3 separate regions of the Mus musculus genome follow, and regions 1 and 2 are each linked to region 3. A link is a loop called in an ENCODE intact Hi-C map of the cell type or tissue named here. Cell type or tissue: heart. All regions are shown on one strand. Each heading gives the region's core, and the rest is flanking DNA. Links, peaks and the distances in the headings are about the cores only.

The links. Peaks named below come from ENCODE experiments on the same cell type or tissue, not always from the same donor. Only the 100,000 strongest peaks of a DNase experiment are listed, where the experiment ranks them.
Region 1: it touches region 3 in a loop (2.3-fold over the local background); 4 of 42 quality-filtered maps call a loop at or near these places.
Region 2: it touches region 3 in a loop (2.1-fold over the local background); 2 of 42 quality-filtered maps call a loop at or near these places.

Annotation. Positions count from the first base shown.
Region 1 is chr10:111,058,607-111,063,779 of GRCm38, reverse strand. All of the region lies in intron 1 of Gm51781 (a long non-coding RNA gene), which reads left to right. Among named protein-coding and RNA genes, the nearest start is that of Gm51781, 5.3 kb to the left of the region's middle. In heart, for the core only: no CTCF peak of the experiment used is centred there; a DNase peak (open chromatin) is centred at 2,929.
Region 2 is chr10:111,471,017-111,476,189 of GRCm38, reverse strand. Nap1l1 (nucleosome assembly protein 1-like 1) reads right to left here and starts at 2,963. Exons shown (of 16, transcript NM_015781.5): 1 at 2,839-2,963. In heart, for the core only: a CTCF peak has its summit at 2,954; a DNase peak (open chromatin) is centred at 3,049; H3K4me3 peaks cover 2,284 bases; H3K27ac peaks cover 1,744 bases.
Region 3 is chr10:111,006,716-111,011,888 of GRCm38, reverse strand. It overlaps Zdhhc17 (zinc finger, DHHC domain containing 17), which reads left to right and starts at 1,823. Exons shown (of 17, transcript NM_172554.2): 1 at 1,823-1,951. The coding sequence starts at 1,859. In heart, for the core only: a CTCF peak has its summit at 2,203; DNase peaks (open chromatin) are centred at 988, 1,858 and 2,098; H3K4me3 peaks cover 2,839 bases; H3K27ac peaks cover 2,322 bases.

The sequences.
Region 1 (5,173 bases), core at 810-4,809, 51 kb before region 3:
CAAGCCACAGGAACTTCTGTTCCTTTATATAGAGAGAGGATGGCAGGGGCACGTGCTTCATGCTTTCTCAGATCTTAATGTGGATCGGTGTGTCAGGCAGCGGCTAGAAGACATATAAGTGTTGAATCAGGAGGAGCGCATGGTCCAGATCATCATCATCACCATCACCACCACCATCATTATCATCGGCTACAGTGAGGATGTCTGGTGTTATTCAAAGTGCTACAGAGATACTTCAGGATAAGATGCAAGGAGAGCATGGAGGAACACAATATTAACTGGAATTTTAAAAATTCCCCCGTGTGGCTAAGTTTTCAAACATGATCAGCAATAGTTGATTTTTTTTTTAAGGTGGCATAGACTGCTAGTTTGGACCGATTTCAAAAAGACCCTCTCTCAGGCAGAGGAGGGTATCTATGCTGACCCCCTGATCTGTAAATTCTTCCATAGTTTATCTTCAAATCCCCAGGGGAGCCCTGTCCCTGGCACTCAGAGATGAAACACACATTCCAAAAGTGCTTGAGTTCATAAATGGCCTCTGAGAGCCGGGTGTGGTGGGATGGAGGCAGGTGGATCCCCGTGAGTTTAAGAGCAGCCTGGTTTACATAGTACGTTCCAAGACAGCTGGGGCTACATAGAGAGATCTTGTCTCAAAATCCAAAACCCAATCCAAACCAAACCAAAGCAAGTGGCTGCCAAGGTTCTGTTAATAGATGGGGTTGTCTTAGAGGCGCAGTTCCCTGAAAGGATCATGGTCACTCTGAGTTCCCAATAGAGGTCACAGGAACTGGGGTGTTATAGCCACAAATCACAGCTACATTGGAGTAACAGCAATTATGAAGTATCATGTATTTGTTTCGACAGTGCCTTTGCCACAGCGAAGTCTGAATCATTCTGTGTTTGCAGTCCAGTACAGATCTGTCATCGCTGTTAGGAAATAATCAGAGAAACGTGAACTGTGCTTGTGCAGCGGGAAGCACGGCAGTAATGTTATCACGAACCGCGGGGGAAGGTGTTAATGAGTTTCAGGCTTTGGAGATAGTTGCATGGAGAATTACCGATAGGATATTCTTTTTGTACATGGCCTACTCATAGTCCTAACACATATGTGTGTATACATGTACACATGCACACACACACACACACACACACACACACACAAGAAATGGTTACAGCTCCATAAAAACGAGAAGGTAGAATTACAGTTAAGAATAGACTTTCAGGAGGTGGAAGGATGGCTCAATGGACACACCCAAATGCATGTGTTTTCATGGTGATCCCATGGTTCCAACAAGTTGAAAATGGAGATTAACTGTCACAGCCTCCAAACATGTCGACCTCAGTCCCGATGTGCGTGATGAGCTCCCAGGAGCCTTGTTTCAGCCTCGAGGGGCGGGATTTCCCTCTTATCTCCTATGTCTACACTCGTCATTTCTACTAACTGTGCTTTTCTTATCAAGTTATCAGTGGTCTTTCTATCATCACTGGACTTAGCCTAACACAATATAAAATACTGGTATCTATAGATATAACATAAGGGTCATTGTACACAAATGTATCAGTTGATTACAAACATGCTGGTAGGTGTTATCAATTTAAAGAGAATTTGAAATGAGTCATTCAAGAAAACTTAAATGCCCTAAGGTGCTCAGAGCCTGCTGTGGTGGTTTGAGTGAGAATATCCCCTCTGGGTTTATATATTTGAACACCTGGTTCGCAGTTGGTACCATTTGTGACAGTATTTGTGGAGGTTTGGGAAGTGTGGTCTTGTTGGAAGTTGCATGTCACTGGAGGTGGGCTTTGCAAGTTTAAAGACTTGTGCTGTCTTGGTCATTGTTCTATTGCTGTGAAGAGACACCATGACCATGGCAACACCTACAAAAGAAAGCATTTCATTGAGGCTGGCTTATAATTTCAGAGGTTTAATCCATTATCCTTGCGAGCGGGAGGCATGGCAGCACACAGGCAGCCATGGTGCTGGGGAGGTAGCTAAGAGTTGTACATCTGGACCCACAGGCAGCAGGAAGAGAAAGAGTCACTGGCACTGACTGGGGCTTCTGAAACCCCAAAGCCCACATACAACTCCAGAAGTGGGACAGTTCAGTGTCAGCATGGTGGTAAGCACTGGGGCAGGAGGCTGTGCCTGGTTGTGTATGCCACTTGAGATTGTGCTGGGATGACCCACTGCCATAAGACCAGAGCAACACTTTAAAAGACCTACAGCATACATAGCCCCATCTGGCACCTGGAAAAGTTACCAGACGATGCCATCGCAAGCTGGACATAGCAGCACGTACTTGTCACTCATGACTGGAAGGCTGAGGTATGAATATAATAAGTTCTTACTAAGGAACACATACTAAGATATCTGAAGGCCTAAGGATCTATCTCAAGGTGCGTGGTAGACTATGCTTTAATCCCAGTCCTTGAGAGGCAGAGGCGGATGGATTTCTTTGAGATCCAAGACAACTTTGTCTACATAATGAGTTCCAGGACACTCAGGGATACATAGTAAGGCCCTGTTTCAAAAAGTAATAAACAAGGAAATGAATGTGCGTATCTCAGAAGACAAAGAAAAGAGGGTCATCCCCAGAGACCCAAGGCTTTCTTATTTCCTCCACGAAGCAGGATTCATTCTCAAACAATGGTAAGTACATATTCCTCCCTGGAGCTTTCAGTTAGAGGAAGAAGAGGAGGAACTTGGAGAACATCTTCAGAGAGAGAGAGAGAGAGAGAGAGAGAGAGAGAGAGAGAGAGAGAGAGAGAGAGAGTGTTTCCTATGTGAGAGGAGACACAAGAGATGGAACCAGTCCCACGTCTAAGTTCTGCTTAAAGTTTGTCTGGGGTAGCTGGTCAAAGGGTAGGGGAACATTTTTAATATGAGAAATACACAGTAGTTATAAATAGCTTTAAATATGCACGGGAAAAGGAAGGCCATCAGGAAACGCTTCCTGCCAAATCTCCCAGAAATGGAAGATGGAAAATTACCACCCGGCCATAGAGTTTCTCCGATGGGACTCTCTTGGGTCCTTTCACGTTTAACTGTGTGTGTGGTGATGTTTCGGGAGACCTCAGTATTACTCATTGCCATTCATATTTCCTTATTTTCACTCAGAAGAATGGAACGGTCTGTAGCTTGTAGCTTTTTTTGAGAAAAGAAATATTGAAACATTTTTCTTTATGTTTAATGATTCAGAATGTGTGTGTGTGTGTGTGTGTGTGTGTGTGTGTATGTGTGCGTGTGTGCATGTGTGTGTGTTCATGTGTATGTATGTGTATATATGTATGTGCGGGTATATGAGCGCATATATATATATGTGTGTATATATGAATGTATGTGGTATGTATATATATATATGTGTGCATATGTGTAATGTGTGCATGTGGTGTATGTATGTGTGTGCATGTGGTGTATGTATGTGTGTGCATGTGTAATTATGTGTGCATGTCCGTGTATGTATGTATGTATGTATGTGCATGTATATGTATGTATGGGTATATGAGCATGTGTATATATGTGTGTATGCATGTATGTGTATGTATGCATGTATGTATGTCTATGTGTGCATGAATGTATGTATGTATATGTAAGAGTGTGTGTGTGTGTGTGTGTGTGTGTGCATGCATGTGTGTGTGTGTGCATGTGTGTGTGTGATAATCTGGGGAGGGTGCAAGTGTCACAGCACACTGTTGAGTTCAGCAGACAACTCGGTGGAGTCATTTTTCTGCTTTCCATTTCCATGGGTTCCAGAGGACAAACTCAGGTCTATGAGACCTGCTGAGCCACCCCGCAGTCTCCTCTTTTATAGTTGACAAATGTTTTTACATTAATTATATATCTCTGTGGGAAACTATTGATGAAACATCAAATAAATATCCCTCAGAAAGACTCTGAGATATCTGTGTTTTCCACTGCAACTCTGCTTTTTGAGAGGAAGTTGCACATAGCTGAAAAAGACAGAGGGCAATGCCTTTACAATAGGATTTTCTCTGAATCACTTTACACGTGTATATATGTATGTGCATTGCACGGCTCAAGAAGTTGAGCTTAAGAAAACCAAAGCTCTGAGAGAGAAACTAATTAACCATTTGTAGCAAAGAGGAAAAGGGAAAATAGATTGGCTTCTACCCAGAGATCCTTTCATCAAAAGTGGATATTTGTTTCATTGTTTCAATAAAAATTGTAATCACTTACTAGACAGATTCAGGATATTTAGCAAGCAGTCTCATTACTTACCAGTGTTCTGTAGTTTTATGTCGTCAGAATGTAGACAAAATACTGTAGCTACCAACTGTAGCCACCTGTAAGTGCAGCTAGGTGTAGGTATCCATTTTACAGGCGCCTATAAAGCTAAGTGTAAGTTACTTTTCATGTCCCTGACATTATGCCCAACAGAACAACTTACGGAATTACGTCTTAGGGCTCATGGTTTCAGTCCACAGTTGTGTGGCCCCATACACTAAGATAGAGTAGCAGGCTGCCTGGAGTGAAAGGCAGACAAGGCTGGTCTTTATGTATGGGTGAATAGGAACCAGGAAAAGGGAATACAGAAGGGAGCAGAGGGCCTTGAGGACTGACCCCCCAGTAATCTACTTCCTCAACTAGGCTTCTACTTTTCTCCATTACCTCCAGTAATCCTGTTGTCGTATGAATCTATCAAGTGATTAAACCATCGATTATCTCAAAGCTCTTTGTGCAATCATGCCTTACTAATAGGCAATTCTTAATCTGATCGAGGTGACAGTCAAAATTAACTGTCGCAATACATTACCAATAAGAATAAAAAGGCAGACTTGGCTTTGTCCCCTCTCAAAGGGTTTACTATATAGGGCTGGCTGGCCTGGAACTCACTGTGTAGACAGCAGATTGGGTCCAATCTCACAGGGATCTGCCTGCCTTTGTCTCCTGAGAACTGAGATTAGGAGTTTATGCTACCATTCCTGGTCTGTCTGTCCATCCTTCCTTCTTTCCTTCCTTCCATTTTTTCTTGTTTGTTTCGGGTGTGTATGTGTGTTATGTAAATGAGGTGTTATGTGAGTGTGTGAATAAGGGTATGTCTGTGCATGATATATTCATGTATGACTGTATATGAAGTGTATGTGTACCTGTGAGGGCACACATGTACAGTTATTCATGGGCCAGAGTGCAGGTGTGGAGGTCAGAAGACTAATC
Region 2 (5,173 bases), core at 810-4,809, 460 kb before region 3:
GCCTTTAATCTCAGCACTTGAGAGACAAGAGAATCTCTGAATGCAAGGGCAGCCTTGTCCACACAACAGTTCCAGGACAGTAGAACTACATCAGAGAACCTATCATAAATAAAACCTCAATAATCACCGTGACTTAACCATTTGTTCCCCTGTAGTATCACCCTTTAAAAAAATGTTTTGTAACCTTCGTTTTGCTTACATTTATGTCCCTATACATGTGGATGTTGGATGCCCTAGCACCAGTTACAGTTGTGAGAGACAATGTGGGTGCTGGGAATTGAACCCAGGTCCTCTGCAAGAGCAGTCAGTGAGTGCTCTTAACCTCTAAAAGCCAGCTCTGTAGCATTTTATTTATTGTAAGAAAATTATAGCCAGGCAATGGTGAAGCATGCTTTAATCCCAGCATTTGGGAGGCAGAGGCAGGTGGATTTCTGAGGCCAGCCTGGTCTACAGAGTGAGTTCCAGGACAGGCAGGACTACTACACAGAGAAACCCTGTCTCGAAAAACCAAAATAGAAAGAGAAAATAAAAAGGAAGAAAATTATACCTCCTTTTCCACTTTAAAACAAAAATGTGAAACTTTTGAAGTAAAAAAAGTCCAAACTACATTTTTACTAATGAGTTGCTAACCCAAGGTGTCCCAGTAACGTGGTGGTCTAGCCATCTATTAGCAGGTGTGAGGCAGCCACTCCCAAGACCTCACCTCTAGCATGCACTTGAGTGTAACTGGCTGAGTCAAGTTACAATTCTAACAGGCGGTTTTCTGTAAAGCAGACACCATAATGACCTTAAGGTTTTCCAACTTTCTTCCCAGTCCTCTCAGCTTAGCACTTCATACCCAGGCAAATCAATCACTTATGTGCTCATGGTATGAGATACAGGTCAGAATTTCTCTAGGCATCTTTAATCCTTTGAAAACTGAACAAAATAATGTATTTTGACATTATCAGATCTTATTTAGCCCCTTTCTTTTATTGGCCTATGTCACCTAAAGCCAATACAAGCAAGCAAATAAGGAAATTAACTATAGAATTTTAGACACACTGGCTCTGCCAAGAGTGTTGTTTTTAATCTCGTGAAAGGGCAAGTCAGGTGCCACAATCAGTATTAAATTGTCAATTATAGGGCCAAAGACCAAAAACAAAAGAACAGGTATTTTTGCAACAGATAAACCTGACAAAACTTTTCTTGATATGTTTTAACTTCTATTTAATAATCTAAATGCTGACATCAGAAGAACATCTATTAAGTCAAGATTTGATGACAGATGTCTAAGTCCCCACTACTGCTAGATTAAATCCCTCCAATCCAGACTTAAAGTAGTTGTACAGTTTAAATCTGGGATAGACACTTCAACCATAAACAAGTCTGAAGATAAGAATTCCAAGACCACTGAAACCTCCCATTTACTGGTAGTTTTAAAATTAAAGGTGCACGCCTTTAATCCCAGCACTTGGGAGGCAGAGGCAGGTGGGTTTCTGAGTTCCAGGCCAGTTTGGTGTACAGAATGAGTTCTAGGACAGCCAGGGCTACACAGAAAAACCCTGTCTGGAAACCACCACCCCCACCCCATCCCGCCCCCCCCAAAAAAATCAAAAAACAAAAAAATGTAAATTTTAGGCACTCCTCTAATCCAAAGTATTCTTTGGATATTAAGTTTGGGAAGGTGTTTTGATGGCGTCTATTTTCAAAAGTGGTAAACTTTATGTTGGCTCTCCTGAAATTAGAGGTGTTGGGAAAGTCTTTAAAACGTTTCTCATTTTGGAATTTAGAGACAGGAGACAGTCTGAAGTAGTTAGCCCTGGAAGATAGCCTGTATGCCTGGTGCATCCTTTTAGTCTGGGAAGCCCTGCCCTCTGGACAGGACCTGTCTCCGCCCTCCCTCCGATGCCACTCCTGAGATCTTTACAGAAATGTGGCGCACTGAGCTTGGTCAGTATATTATTAATGCCTTGTTCCACCCCATGGTCCTTCCACTTCATCCCTAGTGAGAATTCTGGGGGGAGGGAGGGGGTGCTGCCTGAAGGGAAGAACCACGCTGTTGGTCTATTAAACTCGAACCCCACTCCCCACCCCCAACAAGCCAGCCCTTCTTAGTTTTCGTCTCAGAACCATCTGGAGGTTTAAGGAGACTAGGATTAAGTCTCTCCACACAAATATACCCCGGCCACGTTACCCATCGAAGTTCTAACTGTACCTGTGAGACACAAAACAAGATCTTTTGTTAAAAAAAAAAAAAAAAAAAAATAGCTAGGCTGAACGCTTTGCACGTGTTAACCCCTTATAACCCTGGCGGTGGAGGCTGCTCGCCCCTCCATCCTCCCATCCGCTAGCACAGTTCCCTCCAGGAAGACCCAGGGAGCCGGTGAGACCGTGGCGGGACTGGTACTCGTGGCGACCCCTCCTCCTCCTCCAACTCCGACGGAGGTGTCGGGTGGGCCCCGGCAGGGGTCTCCGGCCGCCCGCGGCGCGGTCCCCACGTGCCCCGGCTCCTGCGCGCCGAGGCCGCGCGGCCTGCACAGCCCCTCCCTGCGGGCGGAACTCGCGCGGCCACCGTTCCTTCCATGTCCCCCATCCCCGCGGCCCGCCTCGCCGGGGTTGCCCTCGCGGTGGGCTCCACCGAGGCAGAGGCGGCCGGGCGACCCAGGGCGCCCCGCGGCGTGGCCTCCTCCTCCTCCTCCGCTCTCCCGCGGCCTCGCCGTCCCGCGCGCCCCGCAGCCGCCGGCGCTCCCCGGGGTCCCTCAGGCCGCATGGCCGCTCCGGAGCGCTCACCCCGCGGCCTCAGCCCGACACCTCGCAGGCCCCCGCCACCCGGCCCTCCCGGCCCCCAGCCGTTACCGTTCCAGGAGGCTCGGACGCGGAGCCGGGCGGCGGGAGCTGCGCAGGCAGTGACTCAGGGCGGCGGCAGCGGCGGCGGCGGGAGGAGCAGGAGGCGGCGCCGCGAGCAGATGGCGCTAAAAAAGACCCGAGAGCCCGCCGCTCGCGCTCATATACAATTAGCGTCAGCACGTAGGGCTGCTCCGACGCCCTCCCCCTGGCCTCGGCGTTGCGTAGCAACGGGAGCGGGAGGCGGGCCTGGGCCTTGTTGCCTGGTTACAGAGCCGTCCTTCTTCCCCGGCACCTTAGGCTTCCCGCCTGTGGCGGTCTTGTGCTCGCCATCTCTTCTCCCTTCTACGCTGCGATGGAAATCCCAATCCCACAGCGACGACCCATAGGTCCCGCTCCTGGTTCTCCTTGCCCGCCTGGGTTAGGGACACAGCCTAGTGGCAGGCTTGCAGTATCCTGGCTAGGATTCCCATCCGCATCCAGACCTAATCCCAGCACGCCTCTCCCCTCTCCCCACCCCCTTCTCCTCTGAAACCATTTTCCCACTCTAGCTGAGAACTAACAACTCTTTTCTTGTGACCACCGCGGCAGCGTCTTCGGCTGGTTTTGCTTCTAACTCGGGGCGCCTCTACGCCTTTTAGGGTGTTCCACATCACGTTTACCTGATACACAACCCTTCATCTCTGCTTTAGTTCATTTGATGGAAGTAAAGAGCGTATTTTTGCGTATTACTGCTTTATAATGAAAATAATCAGCATACCAATTTTTCATCTTCCTGAAAAAGTAAATCAACCCTTAAGCTCATGAAATCTTGCAGCTATTTTTCAGTTGACTACAAATCACCTGTTCTGTTAACTATGTTTGGTGCTTTGGGGTTTTGTTTTTTAGGTAGGGCCACAGTGAGGCCCTGCAGGTATCAGATTTTAAATCTTTCAGAGAGTGGCTATGTGCCACAATTTGAGATCGTCAAATCAAACAGCTGTGCTCCAAGTGTGGTCTTTATGGTGGGAGGTTAATCTGTCTATAATACTAAGGCACTGTCTACATTTTACATTCCCATCCTCCCACAAGCCTTCACTGGAGTCTTCCAGACACTACAAGTCGTGAGATAGGGCAACATTGGAAATACAAACAGACAGACAGGAGAATCTGGTTATCTGTTGTGAAATCAGGCATGGAAGAACTTGGCAAAAAGTAGTATGTGCATACAAAAGGCTATGTGCTAGTATTTTAGTGAAAGAATAACTACTCTTTGAGTCCTTTGGATGTAGCTCATTTGGTAAGAGTGCCTGCCTAAGATGCATGAAGGCCCCAGGTTCAAACCACAGCATCACATAGCCCACACATGGCTTCATTTCTGGAGTTGCACCCCTGCAGAGATAGAGGCACAGGGATAAGGAATTTAGGGTCATAGAGAGTTCCAGGTCAGCGCGGAATATTTAAGGCCCTGTAGCAGAAAAAAAAAAAAAATCACTGTTAATTTCCAACAAGATAACTATCAGTATCTGGAATGCACACAAAGGTCTCTGGGGGAAAGTGGAGTGTGGTGTCACACACCAGTTAAGCCAGAACTCTGGAGATAAAGACAGGAGGATTTTCAACTCTACTGCAGCCTGGCTACGTAGTGAGACCCTATCTTAAAGCTAAGCAAAGCTTTTGGACTTGTCAAAGGTTTTTTGGGGGCTTGCTTATTGGTTTGTTTGTTTTTAAAGGAAAGATCCTGGGACATCTATTAGTTTCCCTGAAACTTTAAAATGTCTGTAATTAGCATTAGTCAAGTTGTTCAAGGTCACATGGGAAATCTAGGATCGAATCCAGAACTGTTCAAATGATCACCTCCTTTTGCCAAGTCATGGAATTCACGTTTCGGAAAAAAAAATGTCAAGCCCAGGCCTCCATCATGAAATGAGTTGTGTGGCAGCCAATATCAATACAGCAGCACCTAGGAGAAAAACCTGGGTGTGTCTGTGAGGGCGTCTCTAACTTGTGCTCGTTGAAGTGGGAAGTTCCTCTTTTGGGTTGGTGACATCCATGCATGGGCTGTCTTGAACTGAATAGGAAAGAGAACGCAAGCGGAACACCAACATGAACTGCCTTTTAGCTCTTGATTAGATGCAATGTGGTGAGTGTCACCATGTTGTCCCCGATGGGAAAGACAGATTGCACCCTCCAACTCTGAGCCACGGCAAATCCTTCCTTCCTAACGTTCTCTCAATTAGGCATGCTTTCACCGCCATTTAAAAAAGGAAAGCAAGTTGGGACCGAGTATTTTGTCAATTGAATCCAAACTTACTCATAACTCACTCTTTTTTGGGTATCAAACCACCTCTGTTCTAAGCGTCACTCT
Region 3 (5,173 bases), core at 347-4,346:
AATTACCAAACCACCACGTGGGCTAAACAGTAGATTTTGCTGACTCAATTAATTTGGACCGTTCTTTCAAAGCCCTCTGTGAACCCAGGCTTCTCAGGTTGAACACCTCTTTTATGAAGATGTCCACCATACACCTGCACTCCATGGGCACTCATACAAATTATTTTGTTTTTGTTCCCCATACCTAGTTCTGTCGTTCATTTCATGTTGGTTTGAATGCCACACCCTCTCAACTGTTTCTTTACTCTTTTTTTTTCCCCTAGATTTGGGTAAATGCAAAAGCCTAAGGGTAAGGAGATCGAGCCTGTAATATTACAGGAAAAAAAAAAAAGAGTCTGTTCATGCTGACACGTGACTGAAGAAAATTTCGGTGCTGTGAACGAAAAACTAGGAATTCTGTTTAGAATTGCATGGTTTCTGGTTTCTGCCAGGACAAAAAAAGAAAGAAAGAAAAAAAAAAAAAGAAGAAAAGAAAATCGGTCCGTGCCGGAAGGAAAAGCCCTGCTGAGAGGATACACACAGAGACAGGCAGCGCCAAAGAGACCGCTTCTTTCCCCCCACCAGAAGCAGCTATAAAATAGCATATTCATCCTTTTTCTGAGTGATTACTGCCCGTTTACCGACGAATACTAGGTCTACTTTGCCGTTTTCATTTGTTACTGGGAGAGCACAGTATTGAACGGACCTAGCCTCGTGATCTCGTCCAATGCCTTGTTACTCCTGGTTTTTCCTCACCTCCTCAGAATCGATTATGTCCAATCCAGAACCGATCTCAGCTCTCCCCAGACCCTCCTCAGATTCTTTTGGCGGGAATATAAACCTTACAAAGGGGTTTCCTCTTCCATGCCCCATCCTTTTTTCCTCTGACGTGCCTTCCTCCCGATCTACCAGTAAATCTGGCTTTGTCCGACTGCAGGTTTTTTCCCCTCTGGTGATCTTTGGCTGATTTGGCTTTGACAGGGGACTGGTTAGTATCAGAATCTCTAATCAGATCGCTCTTTGCTAAATGTTCCCTGGCGCTGTAGAGATTTACAATCCCTAGTAGCCCAAACCAGAAACAAATCCTTTCTGCAATTGTTCCATCAGCCCCCTCCCAACCCCAATATCCTCTTAAAGCCGGCTTTAATCATTTTTATCTGGGTCACACTCTAGAGCTTTCATTTTAAAAAGGTTTCACTTTTGAATCCCCGGGTCCCTATTAAAATGCAGCAGATGGGAAAGTGTGGGGCTTTGACCTTGTCAAAAGCAAGGATTTTAAAAAAAAATGCCCTAGCTCAATCGCAAAGAGGGCATCACACAACAAAAGCTTTTTCAAGGAAGCCAATTTTTTTTTTTTTTTTTTTTGTCCTTGCTTCTCCCGGTGTCCCCGAGGCACAGGTGCGGAGGCGAGGAGAACGCATCCTTGCTCTCCCAGGGTCACACCCTAAGCCCTTCCAGCCCTTGGAAGGCTCGGGACCCTGCCCTGCGCGGCTCTGGATCTCCGTCTTGTGTCGCGCGCGGCCTTTCCCGGGTGGCCGGAGCCGAGGAGCAGCAGCAGCAGCAGCAGCAGCATCGGCCTCCGACCGGGACCCGCCCCCGGGCCGCGGCGCCCACGCCCAACGCGGTCCGCTGCCCCGGCGCAGTGCAGCAGAGAGCACACTCCAGCCCCGGGCCGGGTCGGGCCGGGCCGGCGCACGCGCATCGGGACCCGCGCCCTCCGCGGCGGGAGGGGCTGAGGGGGCGTCCCGGGGGCTCGGAGGGAAGAGGAGGTGGCGGCGGTGGCGGTGGCGCCGCGTCGCCCTCATCCGGGCTCGCGCTCGCCCTCGCGCTCGCCCTCCGCCTTGCCGAGCCCCGCGAGGCTGAAACGCTTTCTCCCAGCATGCAGCGGGAGGAGGGATTTAACACCAAGATGGCGGACGGCCCGGATGAGTACGAGACCGAAACGGGCTGCGTGCCCCTTCTCCACCCGGAGGTGAGGGACGGCGCCGAGCGCCTTCCCGGGACCCTGCGGTCCCGCGGCCTCGCTCCCTCAGCCTCGCCCGGGGCGGCGGCCGAGGCGTCCGGCGCGGTGACCTGTGGCGGGACCCCGGGGGAGGCTGAAGAAAGCGAGTCCAGGCCCGAGCGCGGCGGCGAGCGAGCGGATAACGGGGGAGGAGATAGCGGGGCGGGCCCGGCCGGGGCGGGCTCTGGGACGCCGTCCCTGGCGGTGCCTGGAGGACAGAGGTGGGGATGGCGATGGTCCTGTGGTGTCGCCGCGCTGCCTGCGGGTGCAGGGGCGACGGGGGCCTGCTGACACTTTGGAACCTCGGCCGGAGCCCCTGGTCTCGCTCCAAGCCTCCCCAGGCAGGGGAGGCAGCCGATCTGCTGTTTGGTTTTAACTCTCTCCTCGTCCCCTCTTTCTCGGTGGCGGATGACACGACCCTTCCCATCAGTTCACTCGTTCCCCGGGGATCGTAGTTTTCCTGGGCAAAGTGATGTCCTTCCAGATTATGCCATAGCAACCAGCTCGCCGCTGGGGACAGCGAATTTCGGGGTGTGTTTGCCCTTAGGCTATTAAAAAGAAAAGAAAAGAAAACAACAAAAAAACAAAAAGAGAGAGGGTCTGAACTTTGGCGAATAAACGCACGCACCCATTAGCTTGTCACAAAGTAGCGCTGTTTGGGGACTGTCAGGGAGGGTAGACAGCGCAACACGTTTCCCACCGTTTTTTCTTTTGTATCTCCTGGACGGGAACAGTTTTCTCTGCCGGAGCCGTCAGGTTCTGCCCGTTGTTTACCTCCCAGTTTGTAGCTGAGTTTGTGTTTAGTAAAGGCCTGGAAGCAATTCTTTGTGTATCCAGGTTTGTTGATTATTATTATTATTATTATTATTATTATTATTATTATCATCGGTGCACGGTGAGATGCGGGGAGGGCAGGAAAGTGTAGCGCAGCTTCCTGCAGAACTCAGGTCGTGTTTTGAGGTTGAGAATGGTGTCCAGATCCGTGGTGTTCGAATAAACGTGGTTACTTTGCATTCGATTGATTTTATTTCTTCCTGGCTTTTGTGTCTTGTTTTTTTTTTTTTAATTGTAAATACAAAGGACCACTTTCGTATTAATACCCTATTATCTCTTAACTTGATCATACACACACACACACACACACACACACACACACACACACATACACACACACACACAAACTGAGACAGTTTCTTAGAAATATATGCTGAGACAAGTCTCATTAGAAAAGACTGTTTTGGGTTTCTGACACAGCTATGCAGTAAGAAGAAACTTTCTGAAAAATTAAAGTGGCAATAAACTTAGAAAGATTTCTTTTGGTTTACACAAGGTCCTAAAATATGTCCAGAAAGTTTTCAGATGTTGTGTTGTATTTGGGGTTAAGGAATATTTCTGCTCATCGGTTCCTGTGGGTATATTTCAAGCACTTAAAAGTGTCTTATGTATTTTAATGTACTGTGGCACTCAGTGGATGTTTGGAGGTAGAGAGAGACGGATTAGGAGCTCAAAGCTATCTTTGAGAGTATAATGTGTTGGAAGCCAGCTTGTGGCTCAGTGAGACCAAACTATACACACACACACACACACACACACACACAAAAAAACAAAAACAAAAACAAAAACCTTTCCTCTTTGTAAAAATGTATGTTGTTTGTTACCCTAAACATAATTTTGCAGGGTGTGGTCATTCACACCCAGTACTTGGGAGTCAGGAATGTCTCTGAGTTTGAAGTCAGACTAATCCACATAGCAAGTTCCAGGCCAGCCAGGGCTGCATAGGGGCACTGTGTCTCAAAACAGTTGTTGTTTTTCTTAACCTACTAGTAAATCTAGAGATTGCTTGGTATATAGAGAGCTTGAACTTAAGGTGTCACCAGTCTGTTATTTAACAGATGGAATCTTACTAGAAAATCAACTTCCCTATTGCTCAGAGGTGAAATTGGTAAGATAGAGACTTCTTTTGCCAAGTAAGCACTAGGTCTAGTAAGTGTAAGTCTGGAACGTTGGGGACCGACTGAAATAGTCCTCATTTTCTGTGGTTAGTTAATTGCTCCTGCGGTAGACCTGATGCACTCCTTACAGTGTGCTAGGAGCAGAACGGGGCATGCTGTTTGTCTAGAGTGTGTGAAGTTGGGATGATGATGATGGTAATGATGCTGCTTAACTAATGGCCCATTAAGGAGATAATGGAGAGCCCAGGCTTTTGTGTCACACTGACTGGGTTACCTTTCTGTCACGGCTTCTGTTTTATTTATCTCCATCCCTTCCTGCTCTTCTTCTTTCTCTCCCAGGCGTGGTGCCTTGTAGCCTTCAACTCCCTCTGTATCTGAGAATGACCTTGAATTTCTAGTTCTCTTACCTTGGATCAGCTATGTGCCACAACACCCAGTTTACGCAGTGCTGGGGTTTGAACCCAGAGCTTTGTGCATACTAGGCAAGCCCCTGTTACCAGCACCTCATCCCTAGTCCTGGATTCTAATTTGGAATCCTCAATAATTAAATGATAGAAAGTAAAAACTTCTTAAAGCTTTTTTCCTATTTGTTCATCAGAAACTATCGATGTTTCCAGACTTTGTTTAACCGTACGGGAATATATGTCAAAATTCATCAATGAACACACTTTAGGGGCTCTGGTAAGGGCATCTTTCCACGCTTACTATCAGAAGAAGTGTTGCTTTCTTTTTGAGTAATTTAGAAATTTATATGTATTGAAGTTTTTTTTTTTTTTTGGCAGGGCGGGTGAGACAGGGTATCTCTGTGTAGTCCTAGCTGTCAGAGAACTCATTTTGTAGACCAGACTGGCCTTGAACTCACAAAGATCTGCCTGCCTCTGCCTCCCAAGTCCTGGAATTAAAGGAGTATACCACCACCACCACCCAATTTACGTGTTTTTTTAATTTATTGGATTTACATTTTGTAGAAAAGTTTCGTTTTACTTTTTTCTTTGGATTTAATACTGTCACAAAAAATATTTTCTAAGTATTTGTTAGACGGATAAATAATTTGTAGGATAAGAGAGTTTAGCTGCTAGCAAACATGCAAATACACCTGTAATAAACATGCCTGAGGAGATGAAACAAAAGCTAGGGAGAGCTACACAGCAAGACTGTGTCCCTCCAGGTTAGATAGGTGTCTAGATAGGTGGTTAGAATCAGATATTGCTAATTCATTGATTTGTGTGCAAACTGCCCA